2 separate regions of the Homo sapiens genome follow, and region 2 is linked to region 1. Evidence: read pairs that join two places in POLR2A ChIA-PET (ENCODE). Cell type or tissue: Panc1. All regions are shown on one strand. Each heading gives the region's core, and the rest is flanking DNA. Links, peaks and the distances in the headings are about the cores only. Region 1 overlaps GPC6 (glypican 6). Region 2 overlaps GPC6 (glypican 6).

The links. ChIA-PET counts read pairs that join two places held together with the same protein. Peaks named below come from ENCODE experiments on the same cell type or tissue, not always from the same donor. Only the 100,000 strongest peaks of a DNase experiment are listed, where the experiment ranks them.
Region 2: POLR2A ChIA-PET joins it to region 1 with 5 read pairs; 4 of 35 experiments call an interaction of 5 or more read pairs at or near these places.

The regions. Positions count from the first base shown.
Region 1 is chr13:93,683,768-93,695,311 of GRCh38, reverse strand. All of the region lies in intron 2 of GPC6 (glypican 6), which reads right to left. Among named protein-coding and RNA genes, the nearest start is that of GPC6-AS2, 170 kb to the left of the region's middle. In Panc1, for the core only: no CTCF peak of the experiment used is centred there; no DNase peak of the experiment used is centred there; H3K27ac peaks cover 1,762 bases.
Region 2 is chr13:93,748,080-93,759,623 of GRCh38, reverse strand. All of the region lies in intron 2 of GPC6 (glypican 6), which reads right to left. Among named protein-coding and RNA genes, the nearest start is that of GPC6-AS2, 100 kb to the left of the region's middle. In Panc1, for the core only: no CTCF peak of the experiment used is centred there; no DNase peak of the experiment used is centred there.

The DNA of each region.
Region 1 (11,544 bases), core at 3,970-7,969:
CCTACTGCTGTCAATCTGAGAAACACAATTTTAAAAAGTAAGTAAATCAATTTCTCATTCTGCTAGCAAACATATTTTAGGGTGATTTCAGGAAGTATTTTTATAATAAAAAGTGGAGGCTCAGTAAACTTCTAAGTAAAGTTTATTCCATAAACTTTCATTGCTAAATATTTCATAAAATTTTATTTATTTATGGACTCATTTCTATGACTATTTTCTAATTGAACAAGCTTGATTATTCTTTTAGCACAGATTTAACTCACATATGCATCGTTTCTGAGCAGTTAGAAAATTTATTTAATGTTATGAGATTCCATTCTAAAGAGGAAGTTTATGATTAGAAGTACAAGGATGACTTTTTCATCATTTTCCAGAACAGAGGTGTGATTTTTTTTTTATTATTTCAAAACAGGCTAATTGAGAACAACTGAGATTTTGGTCAAGGCCCAGTGAGAATGACAACATAGGTGAATGTTGTTGAGGCTGATCCTGGGGAATATCAAGTGTTAGTTAAGTCAAAAAAAGAAAGGCAACTCAAGCTTCAGCAATGTCATCTTCAGTGTTTGCCTGAGAGTAGGACCTAAAGGTGCTGATACTGCCTTGTTTTCAATAAAGTTGTGCGGTGACAGTAACACAACTCAATTTATTCTTCCGAAGCCTGCATCTGGCACAAGGCCACCAGTGATGTGTAACTCGGTTTAATCACATTGGTCAGTCTTGGATTAGGCAATCTTGCAAGGGTAAGGCATTTTGTGAGCATTACCACTTTCAACAGCTTTCAACAGTTGGTGTAGAGTCCAGGTATCAACTTTGACTGCTGCTTTTCAATTTGTGTTCCTTCTGGAGCACAATTTTAAAATATGTTTTTGTGGAAAGAGATGAAACTTTTGAATAACATACAATAAGCTATACGGGAAAATATATTTTGAAATAGGCAATGAACTATAAGGAAATCCTTATTTTCAACAACCAATTTCTCACCCAGATAAACATCTCATCAAGCAAATCTATGAAGGCAAGCCTCATGGGCTCTATTCACCACTTCACGTTGCATTTCAGGGCCCTGTCTATGCACATAAAGAGAAACATTGTGCCGTAAGTAAAAAGAATCCAGCCACAATTTACAGAGTTCTTAACAGGGAATGTTGCATGTTTTTTATTTCAGAAATATTAATAAAAGAGCAAGAGAGGGGGAGAGAGAATTGGAAAAATCAGATGTGTTGCTGTTTCTCCTTCATAAATGATGTATAATTATATCAGGCATGCTGAAACATTTATGGATATTTCAATGAGAGTTGTATAGAGTTTTAACAGAATAAAAGCTTATTCAGTTACTTACATACATACTTAAATACAGTGAATTTTTCCATAAGTAGTTAAGTTTACTAGAAATCTATAGAAGGTGGGCATGAAACAATTAATTTTATTTAACTAATATGCACTTAAAATTGGCATAATTCTCAGTACTCCTAAGCTCTGCTTCTTAAACTATAAAGAAAAATGTTCTTTCAAAATATAACACGTTGGCTGGGCACAGTGGTTCACTCCTGTAATCCCAACAATTTGGGAGGCCAAAGTGAGTGGATCACTTGAACCCAGGAGTTTAAGACCAGCCTGGGCAACAAGGAGAAACCCTGTGTCTACCAAAAAATATAAATACAAAAAATTAGCCAGGCATAGTAGTGCATGCCCGTAGTCCCAGCTGCTCAGGAGGCTGAGGTGGGAGGATTGCTTGCGCCCAGGAGACAGAGGTGCAGTGAGCTAATATCATGCCACTGCATGGGCAACAGAGTAAGAGCCTGTCTCCCTACACACACACACACACACACACACACACACACACACACACAGATATACATACACACACACACATATATCTCCATATATATATATGAATGACACATTAAGAATAAATTACAGATTGGCCTTGGAGAGCATACTACTATTTATCAATAGCTTCTCATAGAGTTTGATGATCATCTGTAAAAAGATAAGTTAACTTTATCATTTAAACTACCTTTACTGTTTTAGACGTATTAATTACCTTGATTGTTATTTATGTGAAAGCACTAAGACTTATGTAAGTTAATGATACATGTATAATTCTTAACAATTTAAAGCAATTGGAGAGCCCTTGACTAGTGTATCACCCTAGTCACTATTGATTAGCCCAACAATGTACACCCAGGCTTGAAGATGCTAACAATCTAGCAGAAAAGAGAGGCCAGAAATTTCCTCTCCTCTATCTTGCTATTTATTACATAGTCCTTTATTATTTTTTTTCAAATCTACTTTTTAGCAAGAAAAGATTCATCATAGTTCAATAGAATTTATGGAAACCAGGCTAGGTAACAAGTATTTGACCCACACAAATTTGCTTTTAATACAAAGTGATCCATGCAAAGTTGCTTTTAAGTAAAAGTAAATGATAGAGTACTTTTATTCACTTAATTCATGAAAGAATTAAAATTAAGAGAGATGTAAGAAGAGAAATTTTATGTGTTACTGATTATATAAATATAGAGAAAAGTAAGGTCTTGAACAGACTATACATATTTTCAAATTAAATACAAATTTTCAAATATTTGCTTCACCTGATTTTATAAATTCTAGTGAGTGAAGAAAAGGCTTTCCTCATCAAAAATTTAACTGAAAAAAGAGTGAGAAAATAAGTACTAAAATTTAAGATGGTAGAAGGAAAATTTCTATATTTTCTAATGATCCATAATGTTAAAGCAAATGTAGTAACTGTCAGCACAGGAACTAACGAACAGTTCCTAGAACTATCTTACAGTTAATAATATTTATTTATCAAATATAAGAGACTGCCAAGCAGGCCATTCACTATCAACAGTGTTCCATTTCATTGTCAATGTAACTGTAATTAAACAATTATATGACTTAATAAAAACTTATAGTATACTTTTCTTCAAACATTGTAACTGTGATTTTAATAGTCATCAAACAAATGCTGACTTCTTAAAATAGTTTCAAATATTGTAAAATGCATTTGACTGAACATGAAATTTCTTAAATTACGGGAAATAAATCTGGGAACATAATTTCAGAAATATGCTTCATTCAGTCATGTTGGAATACAGAAATTGTAATTTCAGGTCGCATCTTATTCCATGGGCAAAAGGCAACACAGTGAAGCAGAAAAATCATAAGATTTTGATAATAGACTGACCTAGGTTTTCTTTTTAGCAACTTTATTTACTAACCGCATGACTTTACACATACTACTGAACCTCTATGAGTGGAACCCCAAAGTGTAATTTCAGCATTTTACATAAATGGCAATTCAATGATGCAAATAACCATTGTATATAAGTCAACCTTTACAGCAATGGGATAGGGTAGGTACTGAAGTATATATATTAGTTGTTCTCTCTAACTATAAAACTTCCAAAATCCATGTGTCTGAAACTTGCTAAATGATGATTATTTTGCTCACTAAAACATGATTTTTTGATTACTGAACAAGTTAAATTTAACAATATATCACGGCATATAAGATCCTTTTTAAAGTTTTTTAAATTTCATAACTTATCATAACATAGTCAATGTCAACTTCCAGGCCCATACAGGACAGCAACAATTAAGCTATTGGCCTTATATAAATAAAACCAAGAGTTGTATAATGTAATAAACATTCAGTTAGAAAAACCTCAGAAACATGAAGGTGTGAATAATTTTTTCATTTGAAATAGCAGTATGAATCTGAAAAAAGTGTTTCATGGAAAAACAAGAAGTCATCAGCTCTGAAAACTCTTTTATCAGATTAGCGTCAAACAGGTTTATCTTCAATGTGATAAGAGAAAAAAAAAAACCATGGCAAGCCTTTAATCCTACAGAAGAAGCCAAATTTTCCTTTCATAAATACAGAGGAGTTTAAAGATAATTTAAAAAAAATATATAGGAATAAGCAAAAGTGGCTTGCAATTGTAGTCACAATGAGCATAACCAACCAATAATTTCTCAACTGCCCAAAGGTTGATGCACAAAAGTTCTTTTGGTAGATCACTTCTCTACATTATAACTAAAATATACAGACTTAAAGCAGCTGCTGACTTTGGGGTAGAGAAAGGAGGCTGGAGAAAAAATAAGATGTTTCATTTTGTTACCTTTCACTGCAAGAGGTAAATTACTTGTGTTCTTATTGAAAGAAAAGGATATTTGTGATTTAAAATCTTACTGTGTTCTCTTTATTTGGTAAGGAAAGATAAATGATAATGGGATAACTTAGAGAAAACCGCTCTGGACAGTAAAGCTGAAGCGAATAGATTAAAAATGGGTCAGAGAGAAGAAATACACTAATTGTTTTTTAGGTGCACAATTTTAGGCACTCCAGCATAGTGAGGATTGGCTAGGGAACAACTAAATGACAAAGAAGAAATCCACTAATTAAAAATAAGTTATTTGGGATGATCATTTTGTAAAAAGAAAAAAATGCTGCAGATAGGAAAAGGTAAGATAAAATAAAATAAAATAACCTCTTCATTAAAACTGAAATTGCAATTTCATAGAGGAAATCTTGGCTACAATTCCAGGCTTAGATCTTGCTTCAGCATAAAAATGGGGTGGAGGTGGTGGGCAACCAGAAGTTTATAGGTTTAACATAGAGAATGAAATTCTACCTGCTCCTTTGCCATAGCTTTCTGTGGAAATGTGTTCTCATGTTGAGAGTCGGGCTAGAAAGTAACGCAGTCTTAGAAAAGAATGACGTTCTTGGGAAAATGAATAGGTTTCCTGATCTTGTAGGAGGCATGGCAAACATTAAAAAAAAAATTAAAAAATCAGTTTTAGAATCAGAAAATTCTAGTGAGAGGCCATAAAAATCAAATAAAGGGGTATATTTCAGGATATATATATATTTTTTCCCATTTCGCTCACTTTATCAGAGCATCTCAGCTGCCAGGGAGCTGTCCATGGTCCTAGACTTTCTAACAAATTTAGTGAATGATCCTTTTCCACCCTTTGGACCCCACCTTGTCCTCCTGACTTGCACTACCACCCACAGCCATTATTTATCACAAATTAAATTTTGTTTGACTTTAGGTATTACCCAGGTCAATTATATATCAACATCCACATCAAAAATTGACTTCAGCTTAACCCAATACCAGCTCCTTACTCCAGGCAAACTTATCCCTATTCTTACTCTAGTGAATATTGTCTAAATTGAGTTAAAAGCAAGTTTTCCAAAAGGTTAATTCAAAGTGCAATCATCAGTTACATCCCCTAAAACCAAGTGAAAGATATTCTTTGTTATTAAAGTAACTAAATGCTAAATTTTCCCATCCTGAGTATCTATATCACTACAGATCTGTAGGTCTCATTCTAACAGAAATGCATAAGCAATCTAACAGATACTGGTTTCACTATATATAAGGCCTGCTTAGGCTGAATGACTAATCTAAGACACTGGACTGATTTAAGTGACTGATTTAAGACAAACTGGAATTGTATTTAAATGTATAATCAATATCCTTTCTGCTTCCAAAAATAATTACAGGGAATTTAAAATAAAAGGCACATAGGCAACATTGCTGCAAATTAGAAACAGGGCGAAATATTTAGATAAGGACAAGAAGTAAATATTTAAATATGGAGGGAATAGTCATTGTGATTTAATGTTTTAGGTCTGACCTGGATAGACAGAGAAAAATGGGAAATAGGACCATATACATACAATTTACAAACAGGCCACATGTTTTTCTGACTCTGGCCTTTGCCTGAGATATTTATTTAACTGGAATGCCTTTCCTATGTTGCTTTCCCTATTAAAATGCCATACATTTCTCAAGTCTGAGTCTGTGTGCCTTCTCTCCTAATCTCCTATTAATCCCCCCTAATGTGCTTGATACTCCTTGTTTTGCACTCATGTAAGATTTTACTTATATAACTTTTAACATTTATTTAAAAGATAATCATTTGTTACATATCTGTATTTTCAAACAGACTTTAAGTTCACTGAAGACAAAAAACATATCTGAGAAGTAGTAAATCATAGTCACTCAAATAAAGTTTTGTGGATTGTTTGCAATGGCATCCTTCAGCAAGCTGTTTATTTAAAAATAATACTTCAATTTTAATTTTGTTTTTGCCTTCTGGGATCGCCATTTGTGCTATTAAATAGAAACCTGAGTACTCAGTGTGTTTTCACTAAGCAGGGTTAGACTTAGACCAAATAAAAATAAAAATAAACCCTGTAGAGAAAATAACTCCCTGAAGTAAATCTGAGGTTTAAAATAGCAGCTTATAGTATAGTAGAAATAGAGATGACCTAGGTTCCCCTGGGCAAGTCTCAGATACTCTATAAATCAGAGAACAAGCAAACCTCATAGGATTTTTAGAAATATATTGTGCTAAAATATAATTAACATAAAATTTACCATATTAACATTTGTAAGTGTGCAATTCAATGGCATTAGACATATTCACAATGTTGTGTAACCATCACTTCTATCTACTTCTAGAACTTATTCATCTTCCCAAACTGAAACTGTGTATCTATACATTAATTCTTGATTCTGCCCTCCCCTCAGCACTTTATAACTTCTATTCTACTTTCTTTCTCTACGAATTTGCCCACTCTAGGTACTTCATGTAAGTGAAATCATGCAATTGTTGTCTCTTTATGCCTGTCTTCTTTCATTAAATAATATTTTCAAGATTCATCCACATTGTAGGATGTTGTCATAATTTCCTGCCTTTTTATAGCTGAATCATATTTCTCTGTGTGTATATAGTGCATTTTGTTTACCCATTCACCTGTTGATGGGAACTTGGGTTGTTTCGACCTTCTGTCTCTTGTGAAAAACACTGCGATGAACATAGGTGCACACATATCTAACGCTCTGCTTTTAACTTTTGTATTTATACCTAGGAGTAAAATTGCTGGATCACATGGTAATTATATGTTTAACTTTTTAAGGAACAGCCAAAACTCCCTGACTTTTACAATAGTTAAATGAGAAAGGGCTTTCTAAGCACTAATAAAGTCTACTCATTCTTCTCTCAACTTGTGCTTATTTCTGGTCTCTCTTACTTCTTGCTTTAGCTGCTGAATTCAATTATTTCTTCAACTCCTCAGTATCTGCCACCCCACACTCTATCTTATACATCCTCTCTCCTATCAAAACAAAGTTATCTCATAATCCCAATTGGTTGATAAATTGAAACGTTGACAGCAAATAAATAATGGCTTCTAAAGAATGAATTGGGAATCCAACCAATATTGTATATATTCTCAAGAGCTTTCTTTAAAAAGTGAGTTAATTTTATGAATGGCTTTTGCTTTTTTTTCTGATTAACTCATTTTTTAAGAAAGCTCTTGAGTATACCTGGACTGCCTGCCTCTGGACTTCTTTTGTATAAGAGAGAAATAAACTTTTTCTCATAAAAAAAAAAGCCAAACACACAAAAATCCTAAGGCTTTGAAATATTAAGGTACCTTAATATACGGAAGGGATGAAAGGGTTAAGTGGGCCTCTAGGAGCCCAGACAATGCATTCAGTCCCTTCTCATGATACGTAGTAGCCTTGGCCTTTCTTGATAGGTTTGGTAAAACTAGCCTATTTAAAAATAGTAGTAACAGATAACATTAATATGTTAGCACTTATTGGGAGCATTTTAAGAACTTTACATATATATTAATTTGTTTAAGCCTTACAAAATATCTTTATAAATTAACAAGCTAAGCAACAGAGATTAAGCAAATAAGTCAAGGCCAATAAGAAATGGCTCTAGCAGTATTTAAACCCAAGCATTCCTGCTGCAGAGACTGTTGGTAACCACTACTTAATATAGCACACCAAATATCAGCCAATGAGTTGGCCTCAACTTTCAATTCCTTACAAGTCTTAAGTGCTGGGACTGATTCATATGCAATACTCAGTTACTCAGCCATAAATTGGCTTACTTCAACAAATATTTATGTAATGCCATTACTTTTAAAGGCAACAACTGCAATTACTTTTGCACCAACCTAATATAAACCAGATTAATATTGGGATGAAGAATATAGGATAAAGGCTTCAGAGATGAGGGGGACAGAATTGATTAGAAAATAATTATAATTCTGTAAGAAAACAATTATATACTAAGAAGAAAGATAATTCAGTACACACATTAGACAAGCATTTATTTATTAAATTAAACTGATTTTCTACATATATGACAAGAACATGAAATTTAAGAAATGAAAATATTCCAGCAAAGAATTCCAGCTTGACAAAAATGAACTTGATTAATTACATAATCACAAATATCTGAAGATATTTGTTACAGTATTTTAATTTATTGTATGTGACCTTAGAAAAATAAAATGTTATATAGGCTTTAAAATCGGCAATGGGATAATATGCTCAATTCTTCTCCATATAAAAATGTTCAGCTCAATATATTAGAGAATATAAAGATTGATTGCTAAAAACAAGAGGAGCTATTCATCAAAACTACTGTTCTTCATTAAATGAAGAATACCAAAAAAGGGTGACTATAAACTGTTTATTTTTAAGTATTCAAACTCTGTAAACTCTCTATATTCACCACCTCAAAAGAAAATGTAGAAGGCAAGAGTTGAATAAAACTTTGAAAACAATTTTTAGTCATATATGACTCTTTTAACAATTCCTTAAAAAGAATGATTCACAATGTATGTTTACTCATTTTGGTAAAAATGAAAAAGTTCTAGGCAGTCAATGGTAGCAGAAGACACAGTATTGTTCTTTCTCACCAAATAAATGCTGTAGTGAAACCAAGATTATATGCCAATAACCAAAACATTTTAGTCCCATGAGACTGTTGTACTGAGGTACAGAAGAAAACAGGACAGCCTCCAGCAGGCCTCATGCATCCTTCCAATGGGATCACAGAGACTCCAAACACCCTTAATCTCAAGACAGCCAAAGGATATTGTCAAGATGAGAGATGTACAACTTTACACATTTATTTTAACATTTAAAATACTCTACTAAATGCTACATCATTGAAATATTGAAACTAGTTTCTGATTTTATCCAGTATGCTTCTGAAATCATTATTCATTAGTATTATCAGAAGTTGGATTCTTAATCCTGATTATGTCGCATTGAAGGTGAAGGCAACTGGGTTAAACCTATTTAAAGTGATGTGATATAAACAAAATCATGGGGGATATAAAGATTTGTACTCATATAGGACACAATATAAGATAAATGCTGACTTATCAAAACTGCTATCCAAATTGACTAGTTAATAAAAGCAAAGTAACCACTTCTGGGACAAAGGCACATCAACATCAGACTACAGTTTTTGAGTTGTTGTGTGATATAACAGAGAAGAGATTTAAAGTCAGAGAACCTGGCCTAGCAAATTTCTGGCTCTGTCAACTAAGTTAATCCTATTAGGTATGAATTTCTTCCAAAATTCATAATCTGAAAAATGAGGATAAAAATAAAAATACTCTTCAATCTTTCCTACTGGGGTTGTTGTGAACGCAAGGAAAAATATTTGAGAAAATATTTTTCATAAAATATAACATGCCCCCTTAACTGTGAAATGTCAGTGTAGGAAAAGAGCTGTTTGTTTTTTTGTTTGTTTGTTTTATCTGTGGGAAGCTAATGTGACCTTATAGAAAAATCAACTAGCGACTCCAGGCTCATCAGCACCAGAGTCCAACCAATTAAGCTAAGTGGCATAAGACCACCCACATTTCAAAATAAAATTTCAAGCACATGAAATAGAGTAATGTGTTTATAATGTTAAATGAGGTGTTTCATAATTAATTTTAAATGGCAGGTGTTAAGCTTATACATTCTCTGGCACTTCATGCTCCATAATGCCAATATGAAATTAAAAATAACAAAATACAAAAAACTAGCACTCCATGTGGAGATAGTATGAGCAAAATTGAAATGTCTCTACCTTGATCATTTGGAACTACTACATGCATGGCCCCGGATATAAGGCAATTGACAACCAGGCTGCAATGGGCATGCCTCACAAAGCGTGAGACTTGACATCAGCTCTTTCAGGTGCTCTTGGCATCTGACACTGCTACCTGGAACAGCCAAAGCTTCCTGGCTCTCAGTCCTACTACAGGCACTGGTCTGCCTTGAGGCCTTTGTGCTGCCTACCACAGACCATTTTTAAAAATGAATACACTGGTACTCTCAAATGAAAGAGAAAATAGACTTTTGCAATTAAAATAGTTCTCTGTAGTAACTTGGAAATGGGTGGTAGTGACTTAAATAAAAGATATCTTAAAATCTTTATTCATAATATTAAGTCAATTTCAAAGCAGTGATTTTTTGCTACCAGATATATGATGCATTTTTTTCAGTTAAAAGAATGATTTTGACATTCCAGAAAAGCCTTTGTCATCATTTTACAGCTCCTTATGAAATGGGAGAAATAATAAACTATTTCAGGATTTTGTTTGTCCTACATGCAGATAAATTATCTATGGCTCCTTCTTAACTTTAGGCATCCCTGATGTTTCCAGATTGATAATGTGGTTAAGAGTTTTAAATGCTATCCTTCTTTTTTTTAACATTTAGAGTATTTTGTAATATTACAATAAAATTTTTACTTAAAATACATGTATGTAAGAAGTTCCAACTGAGTGTCAGGTACTGTTCTTAGAGCTGGGAATATAAAGGTGAAAAAAATAAAATAAAATAGTCCCCTAGGTTGCTCAGTGACATTATAAAAAACTTCAGTCCTTTGCTTTTCTGCTCTGCTACCCTCAACATGACATTTGAGTCAGCAGAAAATATTCATTTTAATCTTTATAAATATTTTGAAGTTTTGTGTAACACATTTAAAAATTTTGCAGGCTTGGCGTGGTAGCTCACACCTGTAATCCCAGCAATTTGAGAGGCCGAGGCAGGTGGATCAGCTGAGGCCAGGAGTTCGAGGCCAGCCTGGCCAACATGATGAAATCCCACCTCTACTAAAAATACAGAAAAATTAGCCGGGCGTAGTGGTGGGCACCTGTAGTCCCAGCTACTCGGGAGGTTGAGGCAGGAGAATCTCTTGAACCCAGGAGGCGCAGGTTGCAGTGAGCCAAGATTACACCACTGCACTCCAGGCTGGGCAACAAGAGCAAAATTCCATCTCAAAACACAAACAAACAAACAAAAAATTTGCAGTGGAAAATCGAGAATAGAGAGGTATGAAGTAATAAATCTGTCATGGCTTGCATGCTTGTGTTCTGCCAATTTCATATATTAAATCCTATGCCCCTGTGTGACGGTGTTAGGAGTATAGCATTAGATGAGGTCACGAGAATGGAGCCCTCATCAATGGTACTAGTGCCCTTAAAAGGGTCATGAGAGAGCTTGCTTCTTCTGTCTGCTTTCTGCCACATGAGGACACAATGAGAAGTTGGCAGCATGCAACCTGGAAGAGGACTTTCACCAGAACCCAACCATGCTGACACCCTGATCTTAGACTTCTAGCCTCCAGAACTGTGAGACATAAGTTTCTGTCATTTACAAGCCATTCAATCTATAATACTTTGTTATAGCAGCCCAAAAGGACTAAAAACAAATA
Region 2 (11,544 bases), core at 4,245-8,244, 64 kb before region 1:
ACCACTGAAACTAAAGATCAAGGCCATACTTACTAAATCTGAAATCCGATGTAAGGTGAGTTATGGCAATAGGAAAACAAGAAGCTATATTGATTTTGTAGCATGTATATAAAATCTTCCTTATAAACCCACAGAATAGCTCAAAATGCCTGATGTAAACTTTAGGTATTCTTGTCATATCGACTGAGAGTAACAGCCATTAATGAGGTCTCCCATAAAGGTAAAATAATGTATCCTTCAATGCTGACATAGGAATCAGTGTGAGGTGCTGGTCTCTTCTCTAGTCACTTTGCTTCAAAACACAGCTACTCTGTGCCACACATAACCCAAGTGGGGGATACATATGGGGACACTACTGAATAAAGTATATTGTCCTCAGGATGGTAAGTCTGGAAAGGGAGGCAAGCTTGAAAACATATTATGATGTAGCCAGAGAAGTGTTATAATCAGCAAATATACAACAGACCACATTAGCACAAAAAAGGATGACATTGCCTCTCTGGGAGGTAAGACAGACTTATCTGCCAGAGGAGATCCTTGGGCTGTATCTTGCAGCTTAATGGAAGGGGGCCTGTTAAATTCAGAGGAGTGGTTACTCTAGACAGGAGAAACAAAAGAGAAAGAAAATGCAAAAAGAGAACGGAAAAACTGTAGGTTAGAACTTAAGGCTCAGAGGCAGGAGAAAAGAAGTGGGGTCTGGGATTCAAAAGAAATGCAGGAGTCAGATAGATCATAGAGAGCCCCACATTAAAAATTAAACCTGCGAACAAGAACACAGGAAATTAGAAAATGATGACACATTTAGGAAATGCCAGTAGGTCAAAAGGAAGTGAAGTCAACATTAGCACTGCAGAGACAGCTGATTCAGTGTTCAACTTCTATGGTGTTTGAAGAGAAAGGGCAGGTATCCAGGGTGACCCTTTCATGCTCAAAAAGAAAAGGAAGAAAACATAACCCTTGGCATTCTTAAGAAGGAAAAAAAAAAGGCCTATATGTGTAGATAAATATACCTATTGATGTGGGAATTTTCTACTAACAAAAGTTTATATATATATTCATAAACTATATAAATTATCTACAGAGATTATTATCAAAACACTCAGGACAATATGTATATTTTATAGATTGATATGTATATAAATCAAATCTGTATCTCCATAGATACATAGATATCCCAGAGACAGAGAGACAGGGAGAGAGAGGAAAGACTGTACTCAAATCTGAAGTTGAATTGGAGAAAGAAATAAACCTGGATACATTGGTGGAGACTTTCTCCCTCAATACCTCAGTCATAACACTTGCCGACACTTCCTTCTCAGGGAACTTTTCTAACTTCCTCTCCCTCTACTGTGAACTGTTGCACCTCAGACAGCTGCCCTGTTGCCTCTTTTTGTTTATTTTTGAGCCCTGAAAATCAAAGTCATTTCAAAGTTAGCTGATGTGAAGCTCTGCCTACTGAACTAAAACAATGCAATGTGAGCAGATTGGCAATTCCAGGACCAAATTCAGTTAATGTGGTTGCACTTCCATATCCACAAACCTGTTATTTGACATTATGTGAGATCAGGGAATTAGTGCCTAGAAGTGAGGAAAAAATGGGAAAATATGAAATGACTGCTTACAGGAACAGTGACTGGATGTAATTTAGAATAGCACAACTTTAGTCCTGGAGGGGGCCTTGGAGATTTTTCAGTCCCTGAAGATATTAGCAACACAAATAGAAACCCTAATTATCCATTTCTGTTTTCTTTTCCTATATAAGGTGCACATTTGGCCTTTCTGAACCCAGCTTATCCAGCCCTATGTGAAGCATTCATAGGTGGCCTAAATGGCAGAATCCACAGTGCCTGAATTCAGACAAAAAATCTCTTCCTTCAGAATCCTTGCTGGAGTCATTCCTACTACTGCTGGTCATAGACTGGTCTAGGAATTGAGGAGTTGACTTGTAGGACTCAAGCATTTGACATGGAATTATTATCCCCTAGAAAGAGATGAACAAGGAGAGTTAGAGATGTGAGCTCTGAAAGGACTCACAGATAGGAATAACCAAGCAATGTTCACTGACAAAGGGAGGTTATTTTGCTCTAATCCTCTGTGGCTGAACAAGAATAGAAGTGTCCACTGCTTCTCACTGCTCCCATAGATCTCAGTAACAGAAAACTCTAGGCAGCTGGCAATAATGCCTCCTAACACCTGAGTTCTCTGTTACTGATTCATTGTGCTGCTCCAAGCTACAACCTTCTGTGGGTGTCTCAGAGAAGGCTCAAAGGCCCGGATGCCCCCTTTACAATCTGCTGACAGACTGTGCTGGGCCTGTGCAATAGAAGCTCCAATCTCCCATTCCCACTGTGAATTCACAGACTCTGGAACTCTGACGTCTCCATGAACCAGGTTTCAGACAATCACTGCTTATGTGTATTTATGAACATACATGGGCCTGTAGGGAGACTTAGGAACAAAACAGAGGGCTGGCATTAAGATCTTGGTCCAAAAGCCTTAATTTCCATGTGGGGAATTATTTGGTTGGTTTTTCTTGTTTAGCTAATTAGAGGTATCTGTCATAACATAAACATATACCTGTAGAACAAGGGAGTCATAAAGGGTTTGAAGTAGAATCTTTGCGATGTAAAATGTGCCACAGAGCAATTAGAGTATATTTTCACAAGCTCTATTAAACGGGTTGTGGAACTTAAGTCTGGAAAACCAATTTTACATCTCTTTGGAAGTGTTCTCATTTATTTGCCTAAGGGACAGTGTTACTGCTCACAGTTTGCAGTATTTAATCTCCCACTCCCTATCAAGCCTCTAAAACAAAATTGCCAGCTTATCAGTAGCACTTTGAAAGCCCAAGTATAGCTGAAAAGATTGGGAAGTTTGAATAAAGGAAAAGAAAAGTGATTCATTTCTTAGGGCTTCATCTCTTATGCCCCCAACAGCAGGGAAAAGCCAGTTCTGTACACAAAGCGCTACAAAGATTAACCCCATCTGTGTAAAATTAAGCAGCATTCTCATGCTTCTGCCTTGGCATTGGTGAATTCTCATCACAGAACAAACATAACACCCCAGTATCCAGCAGGCACACAAATAGAGTAATTAAAAGTAGTCCTTGAATAAAGTCCCAAGGCTTTTGGGACAGGAATTATATGGTGGCCATTTTGTAATCACCACAAGAAAGCTAGCTCAGCTCTGTAGATGGCCTCTGACCAGCATGTCCGGAAGTACATTTCTGTCTTTGGGAAGAGACTGCACTGTGATATTTCAACCAGGGTGGTACTCTTCTCTGTAGTGTAAGAAAATGGGTGGGGGTGTTATTTGGTGTCACAATGACCACAAGTTACTCCTGGAATATGGTGACCAGGGTGCCAAACATTCTGAAGTGTGCAATTTAATCCTAAACAATTAATAACTGCCTTGCTCCAAATGCTAAGAACATCTTGATTGACACACTGTTCTCACCATGGTGGAGCCTACGTAGAATCCCAGTGATGATTCTCATGGACACTGCTGCAGTTTACCCTCTTTAAAACTTACTGGGAATGAAAAAAGAAATAGAGATAGAATGCCAACAAAATATACACCTCTTCCACTAAAAATGTAAGCTATTTTTCTCCATCACAGAGGAAATCAATTTCTGAGATAAAGTTATTGGTGGAACAAAAGATATAACAGTAGAGGATTCCTCCAGCACATCTCTCTTACACAAAAATGCTCTGACTCTATAAAGTGAAATTCTTCTAGATTTCAAAAAAATTCTGTTCTTTAAAGCATATTGTTGAATGTATAACATACAATGATGAACACTGTATGTCTGTCATAGACTCTATTTTTATGTATAAATGAATCTTTCTTTCAAAATGTTGAAAGGCAATGCTATTCACTACGATGGCTCAACTTATGGAAGAACAGAATGTGTGGACAAAATGTGGAGCAAATGAACCTTCACAGGTTTTAGAATCTCTTTTTAACCCTTTTAGCAGATAGTATTCATACACTTCAAATGCCCAACGTTCTAAAACCAACTATTGACACAAAGAAATAAACAATGATACAAAAGCAAAGTGCTAACCTCTCCCTAGGGCATCTGTCTTAAAAGGGATCAAATCCATGAGCTAAAGTGAATTTCAGTGAGTGAGAAGAATTTCAAATGACAATAGGGCCTTTCCAGAGCTCTAAAATTCCTGCCACATAATCTGTATTTACTTAGTCTCTTTTGCACAGAAGTAGAAGTAGCTCAGAGCTGCTTCTATAGGAGGCAAAAGTGGTGGATTTTTTTGCAGTGGGGGCCACCATGGCCTCCAGCATTTCCTGTAAAATCCATCGGCCATCACTGAAGGAGGATGCTTCCTCCAGGGAAAATCTCACTCCGTGTGTCAGGGTAGCTTGCACTACCTTCCTGCTGGCAAGGTCCAGATCTTCTACATTGTGGTGGGTCCTAATCTTCTGGAATATGAGGATCTCTTCAAATGGCAAAAATATTTTGGAAACCCACACTTGCTATATGTTTAGAAACTGTTGATTGACACAATGCACAATGACAAAAGAAAACAAAGCTATACATGTTTAAGAATAAAATGATATGAGTCTGTATTTTATCAATTGTAAAAGTACCTGTCTACATTTAAAAATTAGTACATGTACGTGTAAAATAATATTTATCCAGTCTATAGAAACTGGTATACTTATGAATTTTAACTCAGCCCCTTGGGATTAACTCAGGAGTTCCCGAAGATCTGTATCATGGGACTGTGCTAGATTCATGCTCAGGCTTTGTAGTAGCCAAGTGGATTCCAGACCAATTTGGGTGGCCTCAAAGGTTACTAACATTAACTTAAATCAGGGAACAGAATCTAAATAGGAATGCAATTAATTATGTTTCTGTTTATGAGAACAGTAGTTCCATCGATTTTAGTTTTTTTTTTTTAAATAAAAAATTGGCTCTATTCTATGCCTCTCTAGACTTCCTTTTATTTAGCACTGTGATGGGTTTTACTCCTATCAATACTTACTGGTACTCTGATTCTAAGTGTAGGGGAAAATAGCATTCTTTAACATTTTGGAATAAAGGGTACCCTTTGACAGCTCTTTACCTAATGCACCCTGCTACTCAGCCATATGTGTCATTTTCTTGTACTGGGAATAAGCGATTAATTATTTATCTCTTTTAGCTGGGTAAGTTGTTTTCATTCTAAAGGCAACACAGAGGAAGGGATACAAGCATTTTGGAAGGTCTCACAATTAGTAGGTGTTAAGAATCAATATTATACCTGTAAGTAGGAAAAGAGAATAAAAAATGGCTTAGCTGATTGCCAAGATTCTAAATTAGATGGAATACTTCAGAATAATATAGGTTCTAACTGTTACTAATGTCCTCTCTTTGGAGCTAATATAAATATCTCCAGTTTAATTGACATATTAGGTAAAAACTGGGGAGAAACTATCTTTTCCTCCAAAAATAATCTTCACTGGGAAGAGGAGAAAGTTTGAAAATACCTTATAATATGGTTTAAATTGTCACAAGAATATTAAAGATAAAACAGAGCATGCTGGCTTCCAAGGAAGCCCTGGTTGCCAAGCCGCCTGCTACCCCTTCACTCTGCTCCTTCTATCACATACTCAGTCTCCACATGTGCAGTCTCCTTAAATTAATTTCAGCCCAGAATATTAAACCATATTCCTAGGCCAGGTGCAATGGCTCACATCTGTGGTCCCAGTGCTTTGGAAAGCTGGAGCAGGAGGATTACTTGAGCCTAGGAGTTGGAGGTTACAGTGAGCTATGATTGCATCACTGCACTCCAGCATGGGTGATGGAGCAAGACTCCATCTTTAAAACAAATAAATAAATAAGACAGAGAGTGAAAGGATGATTACCAGAGGCTGGGAAGGGTGGTGGGTGGTTGGTGGAGGGGTTGGGGGAAGGTTAATGGGCACAAAAAACATAGGAAGATGAATAAGACCTACTGTTTGATAGCAAAACTGGGTGATTATAGTCAATAACTCAATTGTACATTTTAAAATAACTGAAAGTATAACTGGATTGTTTCTAACACCAAAGATAAATGCTTGAGGAGATGGATACCGCATTCTTCATGATGTGCTTATTACACATTGCATGCCTGTATGGAAATATCTCATGTACTCCATAAATACATACACCTACTATGTACCCATAAAAATTAAAAATAAAAATTTAAAACCTAAAATAAATAAAATTATAAAAAACATATTCTACTTCTTGTTGTGTTACTGTAGATAAGCATGATATCTTATTTGCTAATTATTTCAAACACACACACAGACATACATACATACGCACATGCCGAGGAAAAGCTGACAGTGTTGTTAGTTGTGTTAGAACCATGCGGTAAAGAAATGGTTATATATAAATGTTCACTGAAGTGACATGGAAGACATTCCGCCAACACTAAGTAACGAGACACTATGGTCAGGGAAGTAACAGGGTCTCTTACTGTGTCAATCATGAGGAAGCTGGGGGCAAGGAATAATCCATTCTGAATATGTCATCACCAAAGCCTACCAGAGCGCAAGCAAGAACTCCCTCTTAATATCCCTACTCAGGCTCTTTCAGTAGCTTAAAACTAAGGAAGCAGGTTATCTAAAAAGTGTTTATTCTTCTAAATTCAGACTGAGAATGAAAGAAAGGATGTAAAGGGGAGACTGTTGGACACTCACAGGGGTGCTGACAATGTAAAGTTAATGTTGTGCAACCCGCTGAATCCATCTGATCATTAATTCACAAACCTCGGCAGTAGGGATGACAGCTACTGTGCCCAGAGGCTCAGTCATGCCTCAGCACTACCCCAGTAATTGTCTCCCAATAAAAGACATGCAGCCTGTCCCATAAATGTTGCAGCCATCAGTGGCATGAGTCAGGCCTTTAGGTCCTCAGGTCCTGTGGGGATGACAGCAGAGAACACGTTTCTGGAACTCCTCACCCACGCTGACAGATGCCCTTTCAACATGCAACTCTGTAACAGGCAGACTACTACACTCCTCAACAGCCAAGTAATCAAACCTTTCCCAAAGATATCAATTAGATTCTGTGGTGGTTTTCCTGAGCTATTCAATAGCTAAAATTATAATGTTGCCAGTGGTAATAGATTGCAACCGATTATTCCTAAGTGCTACCTTAGGCATTTTCTTTTTTTTTCTTTTTTTTTTTTAATGTAAAACACATAGAGAAGCAACAGTTCATCTCTTGTGTGAAGAGCATAGCATTTGCCTGACATATAATTTGAAACATCTCAGCCTTGACTTACATAAGGAGAGCCCTGCTGAGCTCCTGAAGATGGCATGTCTTCTAAGAAACTGCTGGAAGTGCATATTGCAGACGAACATGAGCTCTGAAACATCATCTAACTCCTCCATACCGTATTTTGTAAGATGGCTTGTTTACCATAGGAAGAACCTAGCAGGGTCTTGTGACCTAAAATAGATTGAAAATTATACAGTCTATGTGGTCCTCTACTTACTCGGAACCAACTTACTCCTAGAATCCAAATCACAACATTACAATCAGAATTAGAGTTCATAGATTTTTTTCTGGACTATTATACTCAGTATGCTCATCAGAAACAATAGAGCTGATTAATAGTATATTAGAAATACTGTCAGAGAAAATACAGCCTGAGAGAATTATTAAAGGGCATGTCAAGCCACACTGACATACATACCACACAAATCAGAATGGTGTGGCTGGAATTTAAGTGAGAGAACAAAATGGAAATGAGAGAAAAGAAAAGTGGTAGGCCAATGGGGGAGGAAGAGAAATCCTTCCACTAAAAGCATAGTGGAGCTCCCCCTTGTAATCCGAGCTCTCTGAGAGGCTGAAGCAGGAGAATCACTTGAGCCCAGGAGTTTGAAACCACCCTGGGCAAGATGGTGAGACCGCATTTCTACAAAAAAAAAATTTAAAAATTAGCCAGGCATGGTGGTGCACACCTGTAGTCTCAGCTACTTGGGAGGCAGAGGAGGGACGATCCCTTGAACCCAGGAGTTTGAGGCTGCAGTGGGCTGTCATTGCACCACTGCACTTCAGCCTGGGTGACAGAGTAAAACCCCATCTCTATAAAAATAAAATTTAAAAAATAAATAAAAATAAATAAAAATTACAAGTAAAAAGGACTTATAGCCACAGGGACAAAGCAAATGGTGTTTTTTTTTTCTTCTTTTTTCTGAAAACCTTGAAAAGGAGTAGTTATCAGACACACAATCATGGGAGAGAAACTGAAACTCAACAAAAATAATGTATTCTCAGAACTTTAAACCTAATGACTAACACAATGAAGTATAGCACATCCTCTAGCTACTATTGGTGGTGAGGCCACATCCCCTACATTCCTCTGATTTCAGGAGGAGAAAACCTGAGTCTGCCTCCACTCCATACAGGCTTGCTTCCTCTTACTTCTAGGCATTTTTTGTTTGTTTGTTTGTTTGTTTGTTTGTTTTTCTTTTTTTGGGACTTGAAAAGCTGTAACTTGCAAAACAGCACTCTATTCTTGCAAAGTAGCCAACTCTGTACTCCTCACTCTACAGATGAGGATCCAAAGACAGGGAGTTTGGAGGCATACAGAGAGTAATTAAGTAGGCTTTCTGCTTGCTTTCCTCCCTCCTTTTGCACACTGGTTTTGTCTCCAGAGGAGAAGTGAATGTAGACAGAGACCTCTCCGGATTCCCCTGGACATCTGGAAAAGCACTGTGGCATATGCTGTGAACCACTCCCACAGGCTCAACTTCTGTTGGACTCGCCTTGGAATCACCATGGTGGTAGTTCAGAAACAAGGCAGTTAAAACCATACTAAGCAGCTACCAAATGCCTGGCCTCACGCCCATCCAACCAACTAGGTAAAATCATGCGCCTCACAAGGGTTGACTGAAGTGGTTAGTTGGTGTCATTTAAAACTAATCAGGCTTGTTTCTAGTTCTGATCACAATTATAGCTGTGTTTTTAAGCTAATCTGCTGAGAACGGAGAACACGTGGGCTATACTGGGGTGTGTCTATTTTTATTTATATTCCAATTGTATATTTTTTACACTGAATCTATCTCTATCTGCTTCAGAGATATTTTACCACAGATCTGATTGAAATAGGAAGTAGCAACCACTATAAAGTAACTTTTATCCTTGAGAAAATATAGCCCTGAAGAAGTTAGTCTTAGGGTATGATGCCACTTTTATTTTTTGGTATGAATAGTTATATGCCATTCCCCATTATTTTTTAATAGCAGATCCAATATTCATATTTCTCAACAAAAGGGAAAAAAGGTTAACTACCTTCCAGCAGTAGCTCCTTGTATTCTAGTTTGCTACTAGAAATAGCCAAGTAGAATTCCCAAACAACAAATTTTCGTAGAAACATCCCACACACTGTGATCATTGGAATCTTCACTACTACTTTCTCCCTGATCGCTTATTCCTTTTGCCCTCCTTTGTCTTTACAGACAAATCTTACCAAATTTTAAAGACTCTGCTTAAATTCTATTTATTCTAATATTTTCCTACCATTTCCCAGATACAGTTTTCTCTCCCCTAAGTCTGTTTGTCATTTATTAGGCTTAAATGCACACTACCTTTTCTTTTTCACAACTTTCTGTTCTTTGTTATAGAAAATTCAAAACATCCAAAAGAGCCCTAGAAAATAAAATGCTATTACTCAAATATGCTGTCCAGGAAGTTAGAATACCCCAATAAATGGTATTTATAAATGCCCAGTTTTCAATATTTTCTCCAAAATATAGTGATTTTAATCCATCTCAATTTGTTAGAAAAAGGATAATCTTTTGCCATTTGACGTTGTATTTTTTTCGTCACAAGTAAGGCTGAAAAATTTATAGGTTGCTATTGGCTTCTTGGCTTTTTGGGGGTAATATCAGTTTAAGCCCTCTGTCTTTTTTCCCTGGGGTTGTTCATTTTTCATTACTATTATTGCTTTTAATTATAGAACCTTTACATATTATGCAAAGCATAATGTCATACATGTTATAAATATTTATTGCAATTTTTAAGTTTTATTATAATGCTCTACTGTTTAAGTATAAATTATTTAATGTAATCTGTTTGAAAATAAATTGAGATTCCTAATATAATGGTAGATTGTGTTGTAAAAGACCTATCCTAGGAAAAGTACTCAGTAAATATTCTTCAAGTAGCATATATCAAAGATTATCAAGTAATAGTCAAGGAAAATAAAAAAAAAGTCAAAGAAAAAATTCTGTACTGCAAAACGGTAGAAAGCAGTGAATTTCTTAGGATAAAACCAAAAATTGACCATATCCAGGAAGTGTAAGATAGAATTATAATATGGTTAAAATATCTTACCAAAGATAAAAGTAGGTTGGAAAATATGAACTACAAAATATAATTAACAGGAACTTAAGGTTAAAACAATCAAAGTTAAAGTACACTTAAGAAAATTCCAGGATTAAAAATAATAAAGAGTATGTGAGAAGTTGAAACATCTGAAGAATGGAAAATGGGATCCAATGTGTAATAATAACATTTCTGAACAAAAATAGTATAGTTGATTACTTCAGAAATGAAAAAGAAATAGGACTAGAAATAGCATCTTTGATTCTCATGTACTATATAACAATAAGAAACTGAATCCAACTGAGAGCCTCATTTTAGACAAAATATACAAATGACGAACAGTATTCTATGTACTTTTAAGAAGACAGCGTAGTCTATTATGAGATATAAGTCAGATTTCTTTGTGTTCCTCTATGAAAAAGTAAAAGCGTAACAATAATGGAAGAACATATACTCAAAACTGAGGTATTGTTCGTTTTCACTTGTTCATGAAAATAAGACACTCTTATCCCTTCAAAGACTTAGAAAATTCACTAAAGATATTCACTACAAAATCCGCTGGACAATTAATAAAGTATTGTATTAATTACCAAAGTAAATGCTACTCATTTGAAGACATAATTAAAGAACTTTGTGAATTACTGCTAATAATATTAACCAATTTAGAGAATTCTTAAGACTTAATTATGAATGGAATAAGATATAGGATGAAACTGCATATGAAGCCATAAACGGCAAAATTCCTTGTCATTTATAAAAACTTAAGAAAATATAGAATTAGAAATGTTGTATACTATTTTGCAATAGGCACTGATGATTAAAAATTGAGTGATAAACTTTTAAATTACTTAAAGATAGAAGAAAACATGGCAAATTCCACACAAAAATAAAAAAAGCAAAAAAAAATTAAATCACAAAAAGCTACAAATAAAAAGTGAAATAAGTAGGAAGAGATCAAAAATAGGAATTACTACATAAAACATGAAACTGTCTCCCTCACCTCATTTAAAAGTCAGAAATTCTCAGATTGCATTTAAAAATTCAACAAGTGGCTGCTTACAAAGCAATATGTCATTTAAAGGCTAAAAATAAGAAATTCAACAAAGATCTATCAATCAAATTTGAACAAAAGAATAGTATCGTTGGTAATATTGAGCAAAACAGAATTTAAGGCAGTAAGCACTACATTCGATTAAAGCAGATTATCATACCATTAT